2 separate regions of the Homo sapiens genome follow, and region 2 is linked to region 1. A link is an interaction called in ENCODE POLR2A ChIA-PET data of the cell type or tissue named here. Cell type or tissue: Panc1. All regions are shown on one strand. Region 1 overlaps CD2AP (CD2 associated protein). Region 2 has its middle 42 kb from the start of ADGRF4.

Region 1 (5,000 bases):
CCGTGAGTACATCCAGTGCCCAGATCTTGATTTCCAAATACCATTCTCTAATAAAAGGAAGGGCTCCTTGGAGAAATGACTGATTCTGGTGTTTGGGGTAATGAAGATACAAGATAAGCCTGGAGCGTGTTGTGGTGGCAGAAAATTAAGTGGTTAAAAAAACAAAAGGTGGGCCTGTGTCAAAGGGACTTAGAACCCAACCTGAAGGAGCTCCCAATATCTAGAGCTGGAACAGTTTGAGCAGCACAATAATCTAGTATTTGATTTTTATGTAAAATACAGCATAAGTATACATGAGTCCATATTGATATAAATAAATGGTTGAATAAATAAACGGGAGAAAGGATAAATTGAAACAAAAATTCCAAGTGATAATTCTAAATACTTATTTCCTTTTCCGCACACCCCCTCTTTCCCTTCCAAAAGCTTTCCTCAGGTGTGGAATAGACTAAAGGATAGATGGGGCCGGGCGCGGTGGCTCATGCCTGTAATTCCAGCACTTTGGGAGGCCGAGGTGGGCAGATTACGAGGTCAAGAGATCGAGACCATCCTGGCCAACATGGTGAAACCCCATCTCTACTAAAAATACAAAAATTAGCTGGGCATGGTGGCGTGCGCCTGTAGTCCCAGCTACTCAGGAAGCTGAGGTGGGAGAATTGCTTGAACCCGGGAGGTAGAGGTTGCAATGAGCTGAGATCGCGCCACTGCACCCCAGCCTGGTGACAGAGTGAGACTCTGTGTCTCAAAAAAAAAAAAAAAAAAAAAAAAAAAGGAATAGATGGACAGGGAAAAATAGTAGCTTAGTAGCTTTTAATGGAGAAACTTCGCAAATACTGCCTTTACCAAGTGGTCCAGGTTAATGTCACCAGTGATAGGTTATGTTGATACCATGTATTCCCTTCACCTTTGTGGTATTCTTCCCCAAAGTCCATGATCCTGGCTGGGGAAAACCTCAGACAAACTAAATTGAGAGACATTCTACAAAATACCTGACCAGTACTCCTCAAAAATGTCAAGGTCATGAAAAACAAGGAAATACTGAGAAACTGACATTGACCAGAAGAGGCAAAGGAGACATAATAACCAAATACATTTTGGTTTCCTGGATTGGATTCTGGAACAGAAAAAGGACATTAGTGGAAAAATTGATTAAATCCATATACAGTTAGTAGTTTAATAATAATGTACCAGTGTTAATTTCTCAGTTTTGAAGTGGAATGTGGTTATACACACTATTAACATTAGGCAAAACTGAATTAAGAGTGTGGGAACTTTCTACTTCCTTTGTAACTCTTCTGTAAATCTTTTTATTCCAAAGCAAAATTTTATTTAAAAAAAATTACCCTTAGGTAATCAACAGCAATGGATAATACACAAATTAATAAGGTAGTTGGCTTTATCACTTCAGATGTGTATGTTAAAATTCAGGGGAAAGCTGTAATTTAAAATTCACTGTCCATTTGAAAATAAGCTTCCTATTGGGACATTAAGGTGCACGTTCATCCTGGCTAACACGGTGAAACCTCAACTCTACTAAAATACAAAAAATTGGCCGGGGGTGGCTCACACTTGTAATCCCAGCACTTTGGGAGGCCGAGGTGGGCGGATCACGAGGTCAGGAGATTGGGACCATCCTGGCTAACACGGAGAAACCCCGTCTCTACTAAAAATACAAAAAATTAGCTGGGCGTAGTGGCGGGCGGCTGTAGTCCCAGCTACTTGGGAGGCTGAGGCAGGAGAATGGTGTGAAGCCGGGAGGCGGAGCTTGCAGTGAGCCGAGATCGCGCCACTGCACTCCAGCCTGGGCAACAGAGCGAGACTCCGTCTGAAAAAAAAAATATATATAAAATAAAATACAAAAAATTCGCCGGGAGTGGTGACATGCGCCTGTAGTCCCAGCCACCCAGGAGGCTGAGGCAGGAGAATCGCTTGAACGTGGGAGGCGGAGGTTGCAGTGAGCCGAGATCGCACCACTGCACTCCAGCCTGGGTTGCAGAACGAGACTCTGTCTCAAAAAAAACAAACATAAAAAGGTGCATGTTATTTTGTAAATCTGTGAATATGGAGTGTGGATGGTGGAACTAGGCTTCTTGTAAAAAACTCACGTCCCTGTTACTAATTCAGATAGCTATACTGAAGAACAATGATAGTCAAATTGGGCTGGAAGATGAATAGAAATGCTGAATTGTTTTTGTGGCTTATTATGAAAAACTTTAGACACCATAAGTTTGTTTTGTGACAAACTTATGCCCATTTCATTGTCCCTTTGCAGTGTGTTTGTCTTCCAGTTTTAAAAGTATTTTACAAAGGATATTGAACACAAGGATCTATGAACTTAATGTACAGAATATTATCATTTTGCCATCTTGCTTAAGTGTTACTTTTTAATAAAGAGAACATTACAGATGAGATTGAGTTCTCATCACCTCCTTCTCATTTCTCTTCCTTTGCAGGACCACCTGTGTTCTTAAGTTGTATGTATCCTTTAGTCCATAGTTTTACACCTATTTGCCTGTGCATAAACAAATAGTATTTTGTGTGATTTAGACACTTACATAATTGTTTCACATTGCACCTTTTCTTTATATTTAATGTGAGATTTCAACATGGATACATAATGTAGTTGCATCTGTTACAAATGGGTTTTATAACACTAGTTAGCTTATAGGTAATTAGTAGAGAGAAATGATGTCAGGACAATGAGAAAGTGTGTTAGTTTATTTTCTAGGTAAGAAGAGCTGTAATAAAGATTGTAGGATTATGACTTCAGCAAGAAAATGGAAGCAGCTTGGAGTTCTTTTGAATCTGAATACCTTTTTTTTTTTTTTTTCTTCTTTTAAAGTAACCATCTGTATCTCTAAGGGTATCTTCCTCAAAGTTTACAGTTCTGGCATTGAGGGCTCTTAAATCCTGGTGCTCACTTTCACTGTCTCAGCATCCATAAGCCAACCAACATTCCCACTTAATTGTTTTTTGTTTTACATTTTTAATAGCTACTGAAGAATTCTTCAGTCATGACTGCTTGGGCAGTCTAAGTTATTGCCTATCTATGTAGGTTCTAGTTATTATTTGTTTTCGTTTATAGTGTTGAGGTCCCAAACTGCATAGGTTTTTGCATAAATTGAGTGGTCTGCAAACTCTATTTTTTATATAGTCACTGGTATTTTTAGTGTTTGATTTTGAAGTTTTCACATAATAAGTGGTATTTTAGTGTTTTTTTTTCTCCCAGAATGCATGGTGTTTAAGACTGCACATACAGTATTATAGGAGAGACACCTTTACTACTACTTTCTAATCTCTGCATAGTATTCCATTGTCCGGCTAAGTATTACATATTTTTTGGATATTTAGGACTTTTTTTCAATTTTTAGCTATTAAGAAATTTTTAGCTATTAGAACTTCAGTAAACATCTTTTTTGGGGTATGTGTACAGCTGAAGATTTGCTGACTCCTAGGGTGTGCACATGTTCAACTATACTAGATGTTGTCTGATTTCTCTCTCAAGTAATTATACCAATTTAAAAACGTCTGATACCATCAGACTTTAAAAAAAATTTTTTTTTGGGGGGGGGGCTAGCCTTACAGATGTACAGTAGTATCTACCATGTTGTGTTTCATTTTCATGATTACTAGTGAAGCTAGGCATCTTTTCACATTTCAGTTCCTTGTGTACAGCTTGTTCAGGATATTTCTTCTATTTTTCCTTTGAGTTCTTGTTCATATTCTAGTTAATTTCTAGTAGTTCTTAATGTATTTTAACCAATAGACTTTTGTCTTCCTTCTGCTTATGTATTCCTCGTAAATGCTTTTTGTGACTTGTCTAAGTATAAACAACTTTACTATTAGCTGTAAAATTTTCATTTTTAGTATGTCATCAATCTTTTTTTGTGTTTAGTATGATTAAATGTTTTTCACTTGGAAAGATATGAATAGTCTACTTCATTGATCTTTTTTAAGTCATTTCATTTTTATTTTGTAGCTACAAATCATAAACTATACCTCATTAATTTGTTATGTTTAAGAAGTAAGCTAAAACTGAGGAGAAACCAGGCTAACTTAGCAGATATTACTACATTCTTAACTTCAATGTTTTAGACTAAAGTAGAGAATAAAGATTTATTTGTGGGTATAACTTTGATTCAGTATCAATGTCTTGGCTAGTTCATATTTGGCACTTGGTTGTTGGAGTTGCTACTTTGTAATTGAGATAAAACAAAATAAACACATTCCAGTAAACAAATGCTTAGTTGACTGTGACATATTTTGGGGTGTGGTGAGAAGAATCTTTCCCACAATTTATTTTATTGGGGGAAATAACAGTGTAAAACAGGATAAATTGTAATGCCTTACATGACTGAATGGCAGACATGTGATAAGATGATAGGTGTTACAGAATCTTTGAAAAAATGTCTTTCAGAAAGGGGATTAAAAGTAAAACTAGGCTGGGCGCAGTGGCTCACACCTGTAATCCCACCCTTTTGGGAGGCCAAGGCAGGTGGATCACCTGAGGTCAGGAGTTGGTGACCAGCCTGGCCAACACGGTGAAACCCAGTCTCTACTAAAAGTACAAAAATTAGCCAGGAGTGGTGGCACGCACCTGCAATCCCAGCTACTCGGGAGGCTGAGGCAGGAGAATTGCTTGAACCCAGGAGGCGGAGGTTGCAGTGAGCCAAGATCACTCCACTGCACTCCAGCCTGGGTGACAGAGTGAGAGTCCGTCTTAAAAAAAAAAAAAAAAGTAACACTGAATTGGTTCTTAAGGTAGAAAGTTATAGGAGTACTGAGTGCATTGTAGGTCTGGCAAAGGTATTAGATAATTTATGATAAAAAGATAATTAGGCAGACTACTTTGGCTGAATGAAAGTTTTCATATGGGGGAGTAATGGGATTTAAGACTAAAAGCATGGGTTAAAGTAGGGGGTACAGTATATTTTGAAGATTGCTTAAAGATATTTAAAACTATTTAATAAATTAATCTGAATGAGAAGGAAAGGTTTTCC
Region 2 (5,000 bases), 140 kb after region 1:
CCCTGCTTCATTTGGTTTAGGCCAGTACAAGCATCTGCCTTTTCAAAAGTTGGGAGTCCCAGCTCTGGAAATAATAGCTGGGTTGGCTTCCTGATTTGTGCTGTGCGGGGCTGGGCTTGGATGATCTTCAAGAACACTTCCACTTTTTACATTCCTGATCTCTGGTAGATGCTCAATAAACCTTTACTGAACAAGTCTCTCCTGCTACCAAAACGTTGCTCATCAGTGTAAATCAGACGTGTCCTTTAAGGCCTGGTCTGTCCCTGTATTCTCCATGAAGTGACTCCTGACCAGGCCAGCCTCCATCAACTCCTCCATTGTTGGGAGTGACTGTGTCAGCTATTAGTAGAGAAGATCTTGTATGTTTTTCATATTTATGTGTTTTCTTCTTCCAACTAGAAGTGTGAACTCTGGGAGGTTAGGGGTCATATTTTATATAAATTGATATATCCACAGATGCATGGCACACTGGGCATTTTGTGTATAAATAATGACAATGCGACTGATTAGGACATGTTAGTGTAGACTCACCAGTTGTGACAAATGCATCACCTACCGCGAGATGTTGATAGTGGGGGAGGTTGTGTGTATGGGGGGGCAGGGATATTTTTGAAATCTCTGTACTTTTGCCTCAATTTTGCTGTAAACCTAAAACTACTCTAAAAAATAAAGCATATATATATATGTGTATATATATATGTATATATATGTGTGTATATATATGTGTATATATATATGTATATATATGTGTGTATATATATGTGTGTGTGTGTGTGTGTGTGTATGTGTATATATATATATATATATATATATATATATATATATAAATTTTTTTTGAGACAGGGTCTTACTCTGTCACCCTGGCTGGAGTCCAGTGGCACAATCTCCACTCACTGTAGCCTCAATCTCCTGGGCTCAAGTGAGCCTCCTATGTCAGCCTCCTGAGTGGCCAGGGCTACAGGTGTGCACCACCATGCCCAGCTAATTTTTTTTGTTTGTTTGTTTAAAGTAGAGACAAGGTCTCATTATGTTGCTCAGGCTAGTCTCGAACTCCTGGCCTCAAGCATTCCTGCCTCAGCCTCCCAAAGTACTGAGATTACAGGTGTGAGGCACTGTGGCCAACCTATATTTTTTAAAAGATAGAATTTTCCCATCTGAGGAGCAGACTTGAGTGGATTTCAAGAGGGTACTATTCAGCCCTCAAGGGGATTCACAGACCTAGAATTAGAGAAAAATAGCAGCACAGCACTCACAGCAGCTGGGAACTTTCCCATCCTTCCCTGGCCACTTCCTAGAAGATCAAGACTAGCTAAGGAAACAAAATGAGGAAGGGGGAATGCTGAGATTAAAATTAAGGGGTGCCTTTCAGTATATTAGGAGAACTTCGTGAAGATTTTGAAAAATGCCACACTCTAGATAAATATAGATATAGCTTTTCAAACATGGGATTGGGGAAGCTAAGAAGTTCATAAATACAAAAAAAAAGAGTTTTTGAGTGTTTCAAATTTAAAAAAAGATATGTCACTGACCATGTTGCTTTTTGAGAGTCTTTGTCCTTGTATAGGGTAGGTTATGCTGAGGTGACAAATAGCTCCCAAATCTCAGGGAGTAAGAATAGTAAGAAGTAATCCTTTCTTATGGTTGTCATGTGTTAGCAGGGACCTCTTCTTATCACGGTCACTCAGGGACCCAGTCTCATGGAGTAACTACTATTCTGAATTGCTGGCACCATGCAGAATTACTTAAATGCCCCACTGACCACAAGGAGGTGAGGAATCACAATGCTACCTTGTGTTTGCAACTGGAGACCGATAGGAATGATTAGGGAACCATACCACCATAATCCTAGTAACCAGAAAGCCAGCCAGCTAGTACCAGAGCCCCAAGCAGAGGCACTTGTGGTTTCCAAATTTCATCTTTAGGCTCAGGCTGATTTGTAAGAACAAATGAGCTACAGCCATGCATCACACATCCTGTGCTGCCACCACAGTCTTAAATCCCTTGCCCAAGACAGGAGCCTTTGCTTTTTGTGAGAGTCCGCGTCTGTCACCTGGTGTGACTCATCCATTCTCCAGTGCATTGCCCCTCCCACTGCAGGAGCTACTCCCATGCAGGACTTGTCTGTCAGGCTGCAGCACTCCTGCACATGGGGCTGACTGCCTATGGGAACCGCAGGGTCCAGCCTGGGGAGCTGCCATTCGGGGCTAACTTGACTCTCATCCATACAAGAGCCCAGCCTGTGATTTGTAGCAAGGTATGACAGAAGAGAGCCAGTAATGCCCATATCTCCAGCTGCCAGGGAGTGGGGCAAATTTGCCGGTGAGTTTGTCTTTGGCCAGCCACAGTGAGTAGTCCCAGGTCCTCCTTCTCCTTCCAGTGACTTCCTTTGGAGAGGAATTTCAGAGATGAGCAGCCACTCATGATTTTGTGTTTGTGAGGCTTTGGTAATTTGAGGTTTAATTAATAACATATGTAGTGAATAAGTGAATTTATACAGTGAATAAGGGAACATGTACAGTGAATAAGAAGGAATTTATTAACTTTAAGGCACTTTACGTAATAAGAGCACAAGTCTGTATAAAAATATTTTTGTTTTCATTTATTCTTCTCTGTTCTTCTGTGCTCCACTAATTTTATCCAAAGATCAGAATACAGGAAATGGGAACCTATAAATAACCTTTTTTTCTGATAATCTCCAAGGTACTAGGTGTAAATGCAGAAGTTAATGAACATTTTTATGATTATTTTCCCTCATCAGACCTTGTCATGTTTTATCTACAATTTTGGCTTATTATGAAGGCATCACTAGCCTCAAACCCTTCTTGAAACTGAGTAATATTTTTGTACTTTCTCAAAAAATCCTGCACCAACGACTAACCTATGGCAATGAAAACTCTTGGCCTTACACATTCTTCTTCTCAGATGATACTTTCTCAAGAGGAAGGCAGACTTTGGGGAGATTTCTCTGGGTTCTTAAGCTTGTCTCCATTGTGTCATTCTTTGTATTGTGGGGATGTAACTACAGTTCCATTGTTTTTTATACTATTCTTTAAAATAGTGTAATTGATGCTTCATTCCTTTCTTTTTTCTGATTCTTTGTCAGTATTTGTTGAATATGAATTTTAAAAGTTTAGTTTTGCTTAAAATTGTTTATCCTTTGAAATTTGACAAAATGTGTTTTTCCCTCTTAAAGTGAACTTACAGATAAAAGTGATGCTTGAATTTCTCCCACATTACTTTTGGTTTATTACGTTTCCTCTTTCAAAATTCATTCATAGTCCTATAGTTTCAAAAAATCCACTTATTGGTAGCTCAAATGCATAATTTCAAATATATTTCTGGGCAAGTGGTTAGCCTTAAAAGACTGCAAAACTTGTACTTTATGTCCTTAGAGATGGTATCCTAAAATAATATAGCCACAATTCTGTTCTAATAATATTTGCATAATATAGAGTTACAACATCATTGTCTTTTTTGAAAAATGAATAGAAACTTGTGAACAGAAATCAGACCTCTTATTCACAGATAATGAGATCAGGGGATTCAGTTACCAGGCCTGGTAACCGGTTGCTCTTTCTAAAATTGGACATGGGAGGACAGCACAGGGGTTGTCAGTGGAAGTCACCTGCCCTGGGTTCAGGCATTAACGGGGTGCAGTTCCTATAGAGAATAATATTTCTAAACATGTCTAAAAGATAATAGAACCAACTGAAAATCAGTCTTCTTTATCATCAGCATGTTCTGGTAATTCTAACCCATGTCAGTGACATGGGTTGGTGATATGGGCAGACCAGGCCCACAGCCACCTTCCCCTCCTTGTTACTGCTGTTGTGTGTGTGAGATTTGATTTAATTCACTAGTGGGAAACAGTCTACCTCAGGAGACAGTGGCTACTTCCAAAAAACCATAGTTTAGCAATGATCTATCAGTCCCATTATCTTGGGAATTGATGGCTTCCGGGTTTGTTATTTTTATATATTTCTTTTAACATAACAGCCATCTCTCAGGCTAGTAAAACCCCTGATTTTATTTTTATTTAGGGACGAGGCTATAGAACCTACTGCTTCTGCCTATTATTCCTGAATCTTTTGACTGCAATGAACAACTCCTGAGTCTTTTGACTGCAATGAACAACTCCTTAGCTAAAGCCCCAAAAGTGATTTTATTTTAGTAATACTCGGAGATCTCATAGAACACAGGGCATGAGACACAGGGGTCTGAATGGCCTCAGGACTCTCTTTATGATCTTTGCCCCTCTTGGTGCATCTGCTTCCTTTTGCTCTGTCCTTCTTTCTACAGTTAGGTCGTTCTCAATCACATATTAATATCACCTAGGGTTTTTTCTCAGTTCTGTATATGAATATCATCTGTGGAATTTAAAAGACCATTTATCCTAAATGTTAACAGCACAATGTAGGTGAAGGGATATTAAGTGTTCACTGTTCTATTCTTTCCATTTTTCAGTCGTAATTAAATTATTCAAGATAAAAAGTTTGGGGCAATGTATTAGTGTCTGAGCCTCAGCCCCAGAAATTCTGATTTAAATGGTTCTGAAGTGGGGCCCAGGCACTAGTATATTTTAAAAGCTCCTCTGGGAATCCCGATGTACGATTGAAGCTGGAAATCACTGCTATGGATTGCTGGGTTTTTCAGCTTCTCTTGACAAAGAGAGTGAGTCCCATCTCTTTCTTCTTGTCCAAATTTCAAAATTCCTGGGGTGAGGATGGATGGGTTCAGTTGGATCAACTGCCATCCCCTAATGCAGTCAGCTCTGACCAAGTACACTGTTCAGCTGGCTGCACACACAGGAAATGTGGATGGGTAAGCAGTTTCCAGACAGGGATGGGTGGGCTGAGGGGGTAGTTAGGAAAATAAATGTAATAATGATAATAGGAGTCCAGTGTATTCCTCTAACAGAAATGCAAAGTGAGTCCTGAACTGCTGAATTTGAGAACATCCAGCTGTTGATAAGACAAAGCCATTGCTTATTATGACCGCTG

What was found. ChIA-PET counts read pairs that join two places held together with the same protein. Peaks named below come from ENCODE experiments on the same cell type or tissue, not always from the same donor. Only the 100,000 strongest peaks of a DNase experiment are listed, where the experiment ranks them.
Region 2: POLR2A ChIA-PET joins it to region 1 with 12 read pairs; 4 of 35 experiments call an interaction of 5 or more read pairs at or near these places.

Annotation. Positions count from the first base shown.
Region 1 is chr6:47,510,330-47,515,329 of GRCh38, forward strand. The region is part of intron 2 of CD2AP (CD2 associated protein); the gene reads left to right. Among named protein-coding and RNA genes, the nearest start is that of CD2AP-DT, 35 kb to the left of the region's middle. In Panc1, no CTCF peak of the experiment used is centred here; a DNase peak (open chromatin) is centred at 2,656.
Region 2 is chr6:47,654,341-47,659,340 of GRCh38, forward strand. It overlaps the pseudogene ADGRF2P. Among named protein-coding and RNA genes, the nearest start is that of ADGRF4, 42 kb to the right of the region's middle. In Panc1, no CTCF peak of the experiment used is centred here; a DNase peak (open chromatin) is centred at 2,033.